Linked DNA regions of Mus musculus: region 2 is linked to region 1. A link is a loop called in an ENCODE intact Hi-C map of the cell type or tissue named here. Cell type or tissue: left cerebral cortex. All regions are shown on one strand. Each heading gives the region's core, and the rest is flanking DNA. Links, peaks and the distances in the headings are about the cores only.

Region 1 (8,342 bases), core at 323-8,322:
AGCATGTTGACCTTACATAACTTAGAGGTGGATATCCCTATGTCCACTGTTACTAGATTTTTTCTTGAGCATACAGTCAAACTATAACCCACCACTATCCTTTTAAGGTAGATATACATGACAGGGTTTTTTTTTCTGCCACTGCAATGTCACAGGGCTTAATGCAGAATTCATCAAACTAAGGCCTACAAGCCATACTGAACCAATAAAGTTTTATTCAAGCACAGCCATCCACTCACACATGTATTACCTCTGATGTACAGTGCAGGCAAGCTCCAGAGAAGAAGTCAATTAAACAAATAATGGGTGGGCCACACAGTCTAAACCAGGTATTATCTATCCCTCCACTAAGGTACAAATTGACCTATGGCTTGAGATGTGTTAAAAAGGAATATGTGCTTGATTATCGTCCTTATCAACCATCTGGAAGAGACCAAAGAAATAATAAAGCTATGATTGCAAAGGTTCAGAACTTGTATTTCTAAATGACTGCATAAAATAGATGCTTCTGTCCCCATGTCCCACTCTCTTGAGACACATAATATGGACAAAAATTATCACTATATTCTTCTCAAGCACTGAGATGAAGGGAGTGGTTGTCACAGTGGCTAACACTAAGAGGCAAAACATACTACTTTATATAAATATGATACTTGAAAAAATGAGCAATTGTAGCCCAGAAAACTCAAGGTCTATAAGACTTACATTAAAAGTTGGAAATGACAGGAGTGAGGGCTGAGATGCACAGATGGCTGCAAACATGATATGAATTGAGGAAGGTTGAAGTTTCAAGCCCACAGGATTTACCCCCTGTTATTGTCCCCAGCCTGACCATTTGTTTGCATTATTATTAAAGGCGGCACTAATTTTGTTGAAGTCTCAAGATCCAAGAAAATCCTTAGTGATCTACATTAGGGGCAGCTTTATTTTATACCATTTTGAAAGGGAATCGATACAAAGAAATCCAAAACATATTTGTCTTCTCTCCAGACATCCATTGTCCTCAGATTACAGGAAATAGTTACGCAAAGGAGGCCAGGTACTACTTGGGAAATGAAGGGCTCCCAATCCTATTCCCTTTTGAGTCTACAGCACAGAAGTGAAATCTTCCAAACAGTATTGAGAGCCTAGTCTCTCCCTTAGACACCGAGGACAAGACACCTGTGTGTCTGCAGGGTCTTCTATCCACCTGCCCTGTTGCCTCCCTTTGACTGTGAGTCACTACCCATGAGAACTCTTCAGAAACATCCAAGATCATCCTTGTTTGTCTTCTCTGCATCAACTGCAGGCAATTAATGCTTAGGGAACATTTGTTCACTGCAGCCCAAGGTGAACTTTACATATCTGTCTCCCCTACCAGGTTCTAGGCTGGGACAATTCGCTGACATGATATCTAGACTACAGAATGTGTTTACTCCGTATTTGTGGGATTGATAAGAAAACTGTAGGCCAGGCCAGTGTTTCCCAAAACCTGGTGAAGAGTTGCAATCACTTAAGAAACACATAAAAATAGTGACTCTCCAGAAGTATGACCACGAACCTGCATCATTCACCCTTTATGTCAGGGAACTGAATTCTGTGTTCTAGGTTAAGTAGGGAACTTTGCAATCCCAGGAACCAATGGTCCTCTCCTCTAGTGGACCCACCAGGGACTCTAAAGAACAGTTGGAGCACATCACAGCCAGCCCAGGAGCCAAGCTGCCTTTTTTTTTGGAGGACCTTGCATATGGCAAGAGTGATGTCGATTTGGGGGCTGAAATAATGGCTCAGAATCACTGCTGTAGGAGGTTTATGTCCTAAGAAATTAAGCAAGAGAATTGATTTACAAAATAAAAAGTATATGTAATAAGTACTAAAATGAAATACTAATATAAGAAAATTGTGAATAAGTATTAAAGATCATACTTTATATATGATCTTTATATTATTTTATGATTATGTATCTGTTTAGTATGTGGGTGACTATATTTCACTGTGTGTGTATGTGTGTGCATGCATGTGTGCGTGCATAGACTCGCACATGTTTGAGCTCACATATCCAAGCCAGGCACAACTTGTAGAAGTCAGTCCTTTGGCCATATGACATCCAGAGATTGAGCTCCGTTCAGCAGGCTTAGGAGCAAGCACCTTTACCCATGGAGACACACAACCAGCCTGCCCAGAGGGTTAAGGTCAAGTCCTGCAGCCAGAGAAGGCTACATAGAGAAAGCAGCACTGCATAAAGATCAGGAAGAAAGGGCTGAAGGAAGAAGCAGGTAAGCAGATCCTTAGAGGGTGGGCATATTTCTTTCAGGTGTAGAAACAAGCAGGAGACCAAATGGCCAAGCATCATCAGTAAGTGACCTAAATGATAGCTAGGAAAGGTCACTCTTTTTGTGTAGGACCTTTCCCACCAGTATAAGATCTTTTTCCTTCTAATGAGATGGGCAGCCTGCAGAAGTCTGAGTAGAGAAGAAACGGGTACCCACTTAGCTTTTAATGGTGCCACTGTAGCTAGCATGTTGGAAATAAAATGAACTGGGGTCAAGATTGGAACAGGGAAATCTTAGAAAAACTCTTGTCTAGTGCATGCTTGAGATGATGTCACATAAGGCCAGAGTTAGCCGAAGGATACAGTGGTGAGTGCTTTAGATCCCAGCAACACTTTAAAGTCCCCGTCAACAGGCCTGGTTTCTAGATCATGGAAGAGGGAGCATGAAGAAAGTTCCAAAGATTGGAGCTGAACAACCAAAACAGGGAAATTCCGTTTGCTGGGATGTGGAAGACAGAAACTGAACTGAGAGGGGTCAGAGGACAGCTAGATTCGCGATTTGATTGAACTGCCAAAGTGGAGAGCCCTTAATGCCTTTCTTTCACTCCGTCTTTCTCTAGCTTTGGCTTCCAGTGTCCTATCTTGAGTTTCTGTCTTCTGAAGAGAGGGTTAAGAACTGCACTTCTGAGGTTGCTCTGCAGCATTTACACATGGAAACCCCCGCATGATGCCACCAACCCCAAGGAGAGCTTTTCCTCTGGCTTTTGGGAACTTGGGAAAGGAAACAAGATTTCAGAGCACCCTCGGGACTCTTGGCCAGAGCAGCGGCACTGGGTAGATTCTTTGCAGGCTAGTCTAGTGCCCTTGCTGGAAACCCGCACAGTTGCTAAGCTCTTGCAAATGGAACCACCCATCATTAAATCATAACCTAAGGGGACACAGAGTTACAACAGATCGCTCATGCCTTACCTCCCTTTGCCCAGAAAGCAAACGCATTAAGAGCAGCCACAGAAACTATGATTTCAACGGCGAGGATCTGAAATCTGTGGATTTCCTCTTTAAGGAAACCAGAATCCATCCTCGCAACCCATCTCCCATATCCAGCTCATCTCAAAACCACCAGTTCTGTCCTCACCACTCCCAGCCATCAAATCCTGGTAGGAACAGCTGTCACCACAAAAGTCGTACTGGGCCAGGACAGCCAGCTGGCTCAGTAATTCACAAACAAACTAACCTTGAATTTTATTTTGAGCAGTAGAGCTAGCTAGCTTCTTGTGTTCTTCAGAGCCATCTCTGTTTTGACTCTTTGATAAACAAACACCAACTCAAATGTCATTTTGGGCTCTATTGTAGGGATTCAAGGCCCGGTATTGACTTCTTTGCTGCAAGTCTTTACATTAAGATACAAAGCAATGGGTTTCTGTATGGCATTTTTATACTCATTTTGTTCTTATTCGTTTCCAGCCTCACCCCCACCCCGGACCCCACCCCTGTCAAAAAAAAGGGGGGGGGGTATATAGTCTTTTGGATTCTCCTTTTATAATGAAAAGCCTTTAAATCTTGAGAAAATGGAGACTTAAGCAACCGAGCTCAAGCCTAGACTCAGATGCTCAGGGAAAGAGGCTTCTAAACTGTTGTTCTACTAACAATTTAGTGATCATTTTTCACGGCGTAGACAGAAGTCATGGGCTAGCAGATGACATAATCTGGTATTTTAAAAGATGTAAGACATCAACAAGTGGATGTATTGCTGCACAGCACCACCTACTGACCAGATGCGGAACAGACATGAATGAGAACGGGATCCAGAGCCCCAGAACCACCGAGAAACCGAAGATGTGGGAAAGAGGGAGAAAAGGAGGAAGGAATGGACAGCTGTTCATAAAATTCTATATTCTACCGATGCAGAAGCTGAGCTCAGAGCATCTGATTATGTTCACAAAGGGGGCAAAGGACCCACAGATGTCCTTAGAGGGGAACCCACTTTCACACTGCCCAAGTTTAAAAACTAATGACTCTTCTGTAATAGTCAAGAATAGATATATAGGTAACAAAACAAAGAGGCCAGAAACTAACCATCACACTGAGTTCACTTATTTTCCCCAGTGCTTCAAAGGCATTTAGACAGAAAAGTTGGTATTCGACACACTGCATTTGACAATTATACAAAATACATATAATTTAATTTCATACTTCATACCTTGTATACAAGTTAAATTAATATCTTCTATCTAAATAAAAATGCAACTATGAAACTTCACAAAGGAAAAAGAAAGAGAAAACTTCTTTGTGGTCTTTGGCTTGGGCTAAGAAGTCTTATTTGTAACAGCAAAAGTCCAATAATTGAAGAGAAAATTGATGGGCAGATAGTATTAATAGTTCAAAAATACTCTTAATCAGCCACTCTTTAATATGACACACACTTCCTTCTGCCACATTATAATGACTGAAATATGTCCTAGTGAGTAGACAGGGTTCACATTCCCCATCATCCTTGAGCACACACTCAGCCTAGATGTTCTGTGCCTCCGGGAATGGTTTCTGCACCAAATGTAATAGAAACCGTTGAGTGCAGCCACAGCCCCTGTTGCTTCCTTTTCAGACATCAGTTCACATTCTCACCTGCCTGTGGGATGAAACCTGCTGCTCATAGTCTCAGCACCAAGGAAAAGAGTTCAGATGTCGCCATCTACAGGCAGAACATGAATTATTTTGGAGTTACCATACCAGGAGTGAGGGTCAACTAAGGCTGAAAGGAGGGAAAAAAAATCACTAAAACCTTTCCTGCCCTGAAGGTCTGTGCTACACTCACATGTGCCACATCCCTATGGCTACTGCTGGTTTTATTCTGGATCCGCTAATTCTTGGATTGCAAAATTTTCACTGATTAATAATTATTTCTTGTATGTCTCTTATGTGATTAAAAAATAAATGTTATGAGGTAGAGACCAGACAGATCAAAGGACCCAACTAGAAGAGAAAGTTTGCCAAGGAGAGGGTGTACTAATATAGTCTTACTGGCCAGTAGCATGAGAATCCTGTCTCTGCATCCCTAGGGAGAAATGCCTGGGAATCACCATGCCAAGCCAGCATTTCTAGTGGTTCTGGGGATCAGAGCTCCCTTCTCTTGCTTGTGATAAAAGCACGTTAGCTACCGAGCCACCTCCCTAGGCTGTTATATGGAGTTTCAGCATCTGAGCATGCAAATATTAGTGCTCTCCTGCTTTATAGGACCTTGCAGCTTATTCCAGCTTTATTACTCTGTGTTTAAGAAATATAAAAGCTCTGAAGAGGTCTGTAGAATTCTGAGCTTGATTTAGTTGATCTTTGAGTATTCCATAAAAATTAATCCAGATAGTACCAAGCACAAAACACTGAGAAAGCCTTTGGATTCTTCCATCCTGAAATGGCATTATTGGTGTGTTCCTACTTATAGCATCAGAGTAGCCAACAACTCAGCTCTGTTAAAATGTTCTCAAATGGGAAAAGGCCCAAATAGGATAGCTCTCGATAATCTTCTTAGCTCTAAAGTTCTATGCACTTTGAGATAGGCTCAGACTCTCCTGACTTCAGAGAGATGCCATTTTATTATTCATTTACGTCCTAGGAACGCTCTCAGTAAAGTAGCTGCAGCAGCTGCCGTGTTATTTTTTGCATAGAGCTTTATTGTTCCTGTAAAAAGGCCACGCACTATGACACAGAATCTTCATCTATATGATGTACTTCAGTAAGTGTTCTCATCAGTCATATAAGTCTGAAAATGTACAAGAAGTGCTTAGCCACTAGCTTAAATTTCAAGGTAAATGAATGCTTCCTTAATCCTCAAACCAAAGGTGAAATGAGGGCTAAAATTTCATACAACAAACTGTGGTTTTGATGTTACATTTTTAAGATAGAGTTTCTACAAATATTATTAAGTTGAATCTTGGCTATGTAGCTAAGATCTTATATCATCTGCAAGTTGGAGATAGAAAGACAGAGCCTTGTTTCTCTCTCTCTCTCTCTCTCTCTCTCTCTCTCTCTCATGTGTGTGTGTGTGTGTGTGTGTGTGTGTGTGTGTGTGTGTGTGTGTGTGTGTAAGTGTGTGTATTCAGAAGACAAGCTGTGGAAGCTGGTTTTCTCCTGATACCACTTGGGCTCCAGGGATGAAATTCCAGTTACCACACTTGGTAGCATGCTTCTCTACCCACTGAGCCATCCTCTGGCCCCCAAACTCATGATGCTTTGCACTTACTTCATTTGTGCCTGAGTTCTTCTTCCCTCTCAGCAACAAAAGTCCTTAGCTCCGACATCACACTCCCTGATTTTCTTTTTCTCCTCCAACTATTCAGTTTGTATCCCTTCTGCCTTGCTTGCTCTTCCTCATTTGTAAACTTTCAGAGGAGCATTTGCTAATAGCCACAAGGCACAGTTTATACTGGGCTGTCTTGAAATACCCTCTGTCAATATTAGTTCAAAACTGTCCCGTTTAGTCTCAGACAGACTCTTGGGACCAGGGCAATAAGCAGCGACACTCTTTGCAAAAATTACAAGAATGGTCTCTAGCTCCCATGATAATATTTTTCCCTTCTGATGCCCCCCAAGCTGATCCACCACAGTCTTCATTGTTCTCAGTTGTCTCCCACAGTCCTACCAGGAAGGCCTTTGAAACCCCACTGACAGTGTTCAACCACTTTCCTAATCCAAAGTCACAAACAGCAGCATGGTCAGGCCTGTCCCTTGGTAAGTCCTTGTATGGTCTTAGTTTCTTGTCTATTGCTATGAGAAGATACCATGACTAAGGCAACTTATAAAAGAAACCGTTTAGTTGGAGACTTGCTTACAGTTTCAAAGGGTTAGTCCATTACTACTATGTCAGGGTGCTGGAGACAAAGCTAGTAGCATACATCCCGATCTGCAAGTTGGAAACAGAAAGAGCTACTGGGCCTGGTGGGGCTTTTTGAAAAATCTCAAGTCCTACCTCCACCTCCTAATCCTTCCCAAAACAGTTCCCACACAGCAGAGAGCAAACTCAAATGCACGAACCAATGAGGGCGATTTTCAATCAAACTACTGTCTCCCCCAAAACATTAAGCAACACCTTTGCCCCTCTTATTTCGAGACAAACTCGCAGGTAGAACTCTATTCTAGGGTCTCTTTGAAGCTGTTCTCCAAAACCATCTGACTTCCTGGTGTCTCTTGAAAGTGGTTCCCTAGTAAACGACATGGGTTCCATCTTCATAGGGATAAAGTGCTCCTGGGTACCCCCACTATGGACACTTGCCTCACTGTGCCTGTCAAACAGTGGCACTGAAACCAATGTTCAAAGGAAATAGCACTGTGGCCAAATATTTTAGCCTTGTCCTCAACCCAAATGACCATAAAGTGTTAGCTAGTCTAATGCTTTCCCCCCTTTGTGTGTTTCCTTTGCCTTCTTCCTACAGCCTTGGGTTAAGCTGGAGGTGGCAATTATAGCACAAGCAAAGGAGAAACAAAGGTGACAGTAATGGCGAAAGGAAACAGCCAAGGAGGATTGGCGAAAGTGTGCAAGTGATCAAATGTGGTTAGTCCTTCAGCAGGGGGATGAGGGGCCAGTCTCCTGAAGTAAAAACTCCACAACATTTTAAGACAATAATTTGCTTAACTGTGATAATTAGTAGACCTAGTTAATCAATTTCATACACATTAGGACATTTTTCCCGAATCTGTCACTCTCTAAAACATTACTCCAAACTGAAATCGCTCCTTTAAAAAATATTTTAAAAGATCTCCTTCGCTCCTTTGCTCTTTCTTTGAACCATTAAAGTTATTATATAGCAAGGAGCAATTTGCAATAATTTACCTCTCCCAAAATAATAATAATAAGGTAGCTATGTACCCTGTGTGTTTGATTTAAGTAAAAGGCTTTCCCTTCCAGGACCTCACGAATGCACAAGGTTCAATTTCTGCAGAGCGCTAATGAACAGGCTGCTCTCCCAGCCCAGGCCCCTGCACAGAATGACTTCATTCAGGGCTACTGCTCGCGCATGGAAAGTGTTGGTTAAAAATCCCACAGAGTTCAGACGACCTTTTGCTAACTTCCCCCGCCTCTTATTTGTCTTTCTGGTCTAAG
Region 2 (8,342 bases), core at 266-8,265, 700 kb before region 1:
AAATTACACCCCCTCTGTTGATGACAGGCTTTTTTTCAAAGAAGAACTAGAATGTAGTATGGTGTGTAAGTTGCTTCCCCCAACAATCTTAGTGGGAATTTCAGAAAACTTTGTCCAGCAATTTTCATTTTGAGGTAGATTCTTCCTTATAAAAACCTCAAACTGGCTCCTATTTAACAGAGGGCTTGGAAATCAAAGGAAAACTGATCTAAATTACAGCACAACCCAAACAAAGACACATTTCAATTCCTTCTGTTTCCAAATTCTAATTCCCAAAAAAGAACAGATGCCATAGGCTGATAGCTCATAGCATGGTTTTGGACCTCAGGAGATCGAGGCTCCTCATCTGCCAAGGCATTTTATTGGAATTCAAGGAACATCTTTAAAATCAACCTTTGTAAAATTATGTTATAAAAAGCAGTCCATGCATTTGCCGTTTATAAAAATAATGTTTGTATGGTCAAAAAATATGCAGCTCCAACCTAATTAACTCTGGTTAGCTTCCCAGTTGGATGTGACCCATTTAATGAGAGTTTTTAGGTCTTCAGATTTCATTATGTACACTAGCCCGAACATAAACTTTCTTCTTCCTATTTTAGATTTGATTAAAAATTCTGAGACAGTAAAGTGATTTTTGATTTAGGTAGATTTTAATTAAACTGTGAAATTTGGGAATGTACTTACAAACAACCCTATCTGATCCTTTATTTACTTACCTATCTACTTGTTTGTTTATTATTTTATATGAGTAAGTCTTGCATCAAACTGTCCTTGAACTCACTGTAGCCCAGGCTGGCCTTCTGATGATCTTGCTTCAGCTTGCCAGAGTTGGAATTCCAGGCTTGAGCTATAGTCTTTCCTTTTGTTTCTATGAGGTGCCAGGGCCACTGATTATCCTGCTTTCTTTATATTTTTCAAGAACAGAAGAAGTAATAACCTTCAATGAGTGGTGTGTTTTATGATGGTTTTTGACATTTCATAAGTAACAACTCAAGCTTTTAATGACTTGAACATTTAGAAAAGGTCTTCCAACTCCAGGCTACCATAGATGCTCTTGTCTTTTGCCCAAAACTATCTACTGCACTCCTACTATGTGTAAAGTACAGTGGGAATTTCAATGTCTATGGAGAGTTTAATTTGCAGTCATGTTAAAAAGAAAGGCTGACTAGGAGCATTAGCAGACAAACACGACATAGAGGGACAGGCCATAAACCTTTCGGAAGGATGCAGGTGAGGGAATTAATAGCCCAGTGGGGGTAATCAGAGTACAGATCTGTGCAGACCCATGCAGGTGAAGATACTACAGGTCTTCATTTCAAACAGTGTCTTGATTTCACGTGGCAGAGAAGGTGGCAAGTGTTTCCAGACAGTGCTTTGTAGCTGAAGCTGTGTCAGCAGTGGTGGGGCACTCAAGGTGTGCTGGAGAGGGAAGGTAGCAGTAGATTTAAAGAGCGTGGTTAAAAAGTAAGTGGCAATAGGAAAATAGTTGCACCACGAGTCTAGCCTAAGGCTCTCAAGCATTGTTTGAAGGTGGTAGAGATCAGGAAGGGTAACAGTTTTGAGGGCTTTAAAAATGATTTGCTAGGAGCACCTCAGGGGGTCAAGGGCAATACAGACCAGCACTCTGGCCACAAAAAAACAGGATGCAAAGTTAAATGTATAAAGACAAAATGGAGCTCTGTGGAGTCACCAGTGTGTGTGTGTGTGTGTGTGTGTGTGTGTGTGTGTGTGTGAAAGAGAGAGAGAGAGAGAGAGAGAGAAAGAGAGAGGGAGAGAGAGAGAATGCATATGAGAAAAACAGAGACAGAGTAGACATACAGTGAGAGAGGAGAGGGTGCTAGCTGGCAGATGGCAGGTAGAGAAAGGAAAATGACATACAGAAACAATAGCACACCTGGGTTCACGTTGATTCTTCCAGGAATACTTGGCTTTAGACTCCAGTGTTGAGTGTGAATGGCTGAGAAAGAAGGATCCGGGGAGCAGGTGCTGAGGAAACCAAACATAAAGTTATTTAGTGTTGACACCTTCAGTTGTTTAGGTGACTTAAGCACACCTTTCAGTAAGGGCTCACAGTATACATCTGAAAAGAACATCAACACTCCAGCTCTAGTTTAGAGGCCAGAGACGTCTAATGATGGCTATAACTGCCACAGAGTCACCGTTAGGTGATAAGTGAAGCCAATCCCTCACCCTCACCTATGGTGTGCATGAGTAGATGTCTAAAAAACTACCCTATTTTTTCCTGAGCTGAAGGTACGCAGTTAATTGGCTTTTCTTACACTGTTTCTGCCTACCTCTTCATTCATTTACATAGAAAAATAATTTATCTAATTTTATTCCTGTGTCACTGTTCATGGTAAGTACATTCACATATTATCATCTTACAATATTAATGATTTAAACTGTTTTAGTAAAATACAGCAATCATATAAGTACATGATGTTTTTAATATCTGTAAATTGATTAATTTGTTAAGTGTTTTAAAACATGCTTAACTGGGACAGATTTTCAACACTATTTTCTATCATTTATAGAGAAAGTAGAAATTTATAGAGAAAAATAGAAATAGGTTATAAGCTTGGAAAGTAGGTTTCTTATGAGGAAAACAGTTTTTTGTTTTTTTGCTTTTTTTCAATCTTAATTAAACACAGAAATATAAACTTTTCCAAGATAAGACTTGTTAAATTTGGTGGCAATCAAGTCATTTCTGTTTTATCTTCTCTCTTGGCGTTAGATTTAAGGGTTTCTACAGCAGCCTCCGAAGTTCATCATGTGCCACTTCCTCTCATTTTCTTCCCATTATATCAGGTTTCTATTTTGTGATCTGTGTACCCATGGTTGTTTGAAAAGGGAGACCAGACTTCTAGCTCGTAAACATCACTTCCTCTGTCTCATGAATTTATTTAAATGGCTGATACTTGAGCCCAGGGGATTGTTTATCCTAACACCAAGGAGTCAAGAGTGCTCATTACCCCCACTCCAAGCTATCCATAGGTCAACAACAGGAGGCAAGACGCCTCATGCTCTATTGCTCCAAGCCTCTGTTCTCAGACCTTCACTTCCCAGGCTTTGTCCTTTGAGTAGTCAGTCAGTCATCCATTTTATAAAGTCGAGGGAAATGTATGTCCATAGTCCTGTCAAAAGTGCATTGACTTCTTGGCTCATCTGCTATTCGTGTTCTTCATATTTCTCCCTCATCACAGAACTCATAAAATGACACTGATTTTTTTTTTAACCAACTTGGAGAGTCTGTGTGCCTTCTTACAACAGAGCGAGAACCCACAGTTGTCTAAGAATTTAACAGGAAGACTTTTTGCCAAAGAACAGCTTGCATAGAATCATTTCACTAATGTGAAGAGAAAGTATTCTTAGAAACTCACTGTGCGCTCCTTGCAAGCAGATTTGCAATAGCTTCTGCAATAACTTATATCCTGATGACTTTCTCCATGAGTAGGTGATATTATGATATTATTAAGTTTAGAAAAATTACATGAAACTCTATTCAGCTTCGGAGACTGGTTAATATGACTTAATTCTGAAGTCATTTAACTTTAGCCTATTTTTTTTCCTTACTGGCCAACAGAATGCCCATGATAATTCTTTCTGATTTTAGAAATTTTGCCTTAAAATCTCATTTGCTCTGAGTCAGGGGCATTGAATTGCAGAGGTCTAGAGTTGACAAGGTTAATGGTGTCAGAGCAGATGCCTTATTACCGTGTATCAGCTGTATGCTTGCCCTCTGAGAGAAGCATGCTTACCATGTAGTTTCTCCTGACAGTTTCCCACAATGCAGATCATTTTGAAGGTTATTTCCACCAATACACATGTCATCTCCTATGCCTGGTTCCCACCATGAGAGACTGGCCAATAGACCTAATGGTGTGATCTTGGACTCTTAGGGTTTTTCCCAATTCCTGATTCCCTGATAGAGATATAATTCTCTAGCACAAAGCCTTATAAGAGCAGGAATGAATGCTTTTACATATTAAAGTTTAGGGGAGATAGGGTATCCAGATTTGCCTATTCTCTTGGTTATGATGGGCCAAATGGGATGCTAACTTCCAGTCTGTTTCTTCCACGGGTTAGGACCTCCTGGTCTATTCTCCTGGCTTTTTATGAATCAAAACAAATGATAAAAAAAATTTATTTCACTTATCTCCACAAAATGCTTCATTAGGGTGAATGTCAACTGAAGGTGAATGAGTCTCCATCATTGGCACACAAACCCCAGATCTGTCACAGGTGATTGACTCCATTTGACAAATAAAAGCTTGACAGTGTTAAGCCTTTCTAAACCCCTGAAATGACTCACTACATGTACTTGCCATACTTTTGTGGGCATACCCATCTTCAGACACTCTTATTCTACAGACATATACACACATACACAAGACTTTTTTTAACTTACATTTCAGCCAATTGCCCAATATCCATGCCAGAGTTAGTACTTTCAAGATGCCTATTGAATAGACACATGCATGTATAAAGTTGTGACAACGCATGAGCCTTACCAAGGCTGGTGGGTTCTCGGAATGTTGTACTTCAGACTGAGTTGCTGTATTTTGGAAGGGCAATCTAATATGTCAAAATGATTTTCTTGTTACACACATAAAAATGGAGATCTGAGAGATTTTAAACCATAAAGAACATCAATAGAAGTGTTCGATGAGTCTTTTATCTCTTGCCATCATCTATTTAGTAAATTTGTTTCCCATTGACTTATTTTTTAATGAATGAATGAACAGTAAAAAACCAGGGAAAGGCAATAATACGCTTTCAAATGCCGTTGTGTTTTTAGGCACCTCTTAGCATGTTAGAATATGAGACGTTCTCATCTGAATGAAAGTCTTCCTCAGCCATATTTGGAGGATGGCTTATGTAAGTTTATTATTAGCACTTAAAACATAACAAAGCTACATTATTAGGATGTCCATCTGGAATTTGAATCACATCAGAACATTTATTTTTACGTTCTGTGAGTAAGGACTGAGGTAGGGACAATAGGAGTCCAGAGCACACAGTGGGCCATGGGCTCCACCCTTGGGCTCCTGTGGAACTCAGATTCTGAGCATGCTGAACACTCTGGCTTTGCTCTGAGATTTGATGTGAAGAAAATTCTTGCTGCAACTTTGGAAAGTCAAGAGATTCCTGCTCATTAACCCTCAGCTCTTGTCCTAAATATTTGCTGACCCCTACTTCATCTCTATTCACTGCCCCAAGACTTTTGGATAAAGACCCCCCTCTCCAGTCCCACCCCCAGGCATGCACTTGCCCTTCCACATCTCTGTAGAGAGAGGCGGGAAAAGGAGCTTGTCTGAGCAACCTCGGATTTACTCAGTTTTGTCCCATCTGGGGTTAGTTTGTCATCTTTTAGGGAATCTTGGTTGCACATATATGCACATACTATGGAATTTGATTGCATGTGTGTGTGTGTGTGTGTGTATGTTAGAGAATCTTGATTGCATGCATACTCACATAATAAGGAATCTTCCTTGCATGTATTTTGCTGCACTGTGGAGATGGACTCTTCTTACTGAGCCAAAGCCTCTTCCCCCGGCACAGCTTACATTGGCCTGATGAGGGTTGACAGCTCCCTGAAAGGAAGAGAACCAAATTATCCTCCTTTCCAAGGGAAGACCAAGAAGGGCAACTGTATGTAAACTGAGATGTTTCGAGAGCTCCTCTTCTCCCTCCTTCTCCGGATCCTCTCCCTCCTCTTCTCCTCTTCCTCCTTCTTCTCCTCTTTTTCCCCTTCTCTTCTTCCTGGAGGTAGAACAGACATGACCTATCTGCTTGTTTCTTATTCTAAATACTACTTTGTTAGGAACACCACTGCTATTTGACTTTCTGTGGAGAATATTTAACATACACTGGGATTTATAGAAGATTTTGGAAAATGTCACTTTATTGCATATAAAATACCTTTCACTCATGGAATATGATGGATTTTGTGTAATGAATAATAATAATGAACATTGGATAATTATTATCTTTGCTAATTATTATCATCTTTATCTCATATATATGTATATCTATGATAGAACTTAAATGGTACAATTTATAAGATACACAATTATATATAAGATATAAATATACACATAAATTAAAAACTGCTAAAAAATTTCCTGTCAAATTGGAAATATGGGTAATGTCTGTTGTGGACAATAGACATAGACAGCAAATTCTCCTTTTGATATTTGCAGTGAATCTGAGATCCACATATATTTCCTTCTAAAAGTCAGAGGCTACAGTTTAATCTTGTTTGTATTTTCTTCATTTATTCAAAAAAGCCTCTAAAGGACAAATGTGTTGCAATATATAAAATTTACATTTGCCCTTTAGAGACATTAGATCACAGTTATAATGCAGGTAAAAATACCACCACACAATAATTTGTCAACTTGAAAGGAGTTTTTCTTATCTAAAATGCCTATTGATGCAGTCATGCAAACATGATTACATATCTGAGATTCTTTGCTCTGAGGTTTCTATTAATTACACATAAAGTTGCACATAAATGCCTACTCATTGGTGAAAAGTGATCCATTCATATGGCCATTTCCTTTAGCAGAGAACTGAAGCCACCAGCCATGGTAGTCTACCTAATTGTTCCCAACCTCCACCACAGCATGAATTTTAGTATGGATTATAACTTATTTGAAAAGATATGCCAATGTGCAATGACTGTTGCGAAAATCAGCCTTGGGGTCTCCTCATGTGGAAGCCGAGTGGATGGGAGACTGACACCAGCAAAGCTTTTCGGTTTATATCAAGAAGGGTGACAGGGCACATAAACTGAAGACAAGAGAAGAGTTAAACTGAGTTTTCTCTGGTCCCTACTGCTCGAAGATGACCATTAAAACCCCTTTCATGGCTGCTTTGTTTGTATTTATTGTTTTTTTATTTAGTATACAAAGGACAAGATTATATTCAAACAGTTCCCCGAGACTGAACAGCTTATGATCTGCTTTTGTACCGGATCAATAGCTGCACAGTAACAGTAACCATGACTACAGTTTACCTGCCCAAGGAAAATTACACCCTAGGTGTAATCAAATCTGGAAACTGAATCACAAAACAGGGTCAGCAATCTTTGGAGAATCATAGAGCAAATGACAAAAAATGACAACTTTGTGTTCCTGTAAGGTTCAAAATAGACTAGCCAGCTTCACTTTGCTTTAAGAATTGATCAATATGCAAGTGTTTACTAGGAGATAGGGTCTACTCAGAGAAATGAGGAGTTTCAACAGTGATAATAGCAGCACAAGACAGAAACTGAGTCTGGTTTTACTTCTTCTGAGCCTCATAAGATTGTCTGATCCTTGGCATCTTCATTCAGAAGTAGAAATTGTTGTACAGGAATCACACAGACAGAGAATAAGTAAACACAGGATCAGACCCTGTCATCATCCATTCCCAGAGAATGAGCTCTAACAAACATGCTCTAGCCTTTGATTAATTAATTGTACTTATTTGTGATTAATGGATTCTGTTTGCAAACTTCAGTTTTGTAAAGGTATGTAAAATGTAAAGTTAAGTTTAATAAAATGCTAACTGGAATTTATGGAGCTTTGATTGGTGAATCGTATAAAATATCAGATGAAAATATTATTTCTTTCATTTATATGAATCTTCTCTATCGGTGGGATTAGAAGATTGGTTTATCCTTAGATACTTAGATGGAAATCATTATGAAATGAGAGATAAGTATGATATCATACCAATGGCACTCCTCGGGAAGAGCAATGAGTGTTTGAATTCTGTTTGAGCCAGCAACATGTGTCAAGTCTTTGAATGTGTGTGATAAATACATTGGGGCAAAGTGATTCAATGAAAATTCATCTTAGAGCAAAAAGAATTTCTCAAAGTCTCTTAGAAAGCCTCTTGAAGAGTCATGATGTACATTGGTAAATATTCTGATAGACACTGGTGGATCATGAAACACAAAAGACACTGAATGTAATGTAAACGCTAAGTGCAAGCCAAACAAATAATGACTTTTCACTATTCCAGCACTTTCACTCACAATGTTTATTTGGTACCGAAGGATACATCCAAATGGAAGTACTATGCTGATGTAATCCATAACAATCTGAACTTGCACTTTCAGGACCAAGATATTAGGCTTGTCATAAAGTAATTTCCTTAGGACTAGTTTACACTGATGGGATCACTCAACTTCCTACAGATTTAGCTTTCTCCAACAATTTTTTTTCTTGATCCAGATAAGTTGTGTACTAGCCATACTTTTAGAAACCACAGCTACAATAGACTTTTCAGAGGCAGATTAAACTAAATTGAATGATTGACATTCAATTTTTCACTTTCTCCTAGGAATAAGC

The links. Hi-C counts contacts between places; a loop is a spot of excess contacts. Peaks named below come from ENCODE experiments on the same cell type or tissue, not always from the same donor. Only the 100,000 strongest peaks of a DNase experiment are listed, where the experiment ranks them.
Region 2: it touches region 1 in a loop (2.4-fold over the local background); 19 of 42 quality-filtered maps call a loop at or near these places.

Annotation. Positions count from the first base shown.
Region 1 is chr2:134,477,954-134,486,295 of GRCm38, forward strand. No RefSeq gene overlaps it. Among named protein-coding and RNA genes, the nearest start is that of Gm52526, 46 kb to the right of the region's middle. In left cerebral cortex, for the core only: CTCF peaks have their summits at 4,032 (motif pointing left) and 4,947 (motif pointing left); DNase peaks (open chromatin) are centred at 4,016 and 4,932.
Region 2 is chr2:133,780,825-133,789,166 of GRCm38, forward strand. Gm39940 (a long non-coding RNA gene) reads left to right here. Exons shown (of 3, transcript XR_866760.1): 2 at 8,335-8,342. Among named protein-coding and RNA genes, the nearest start is that of Gm39940, 42 kb to the left of the region's middle. In left cerebral cortex, for the core only: no CTCF peak of the experiment used is centred there; a DNase peak (open chromatin) is centred at 3,310.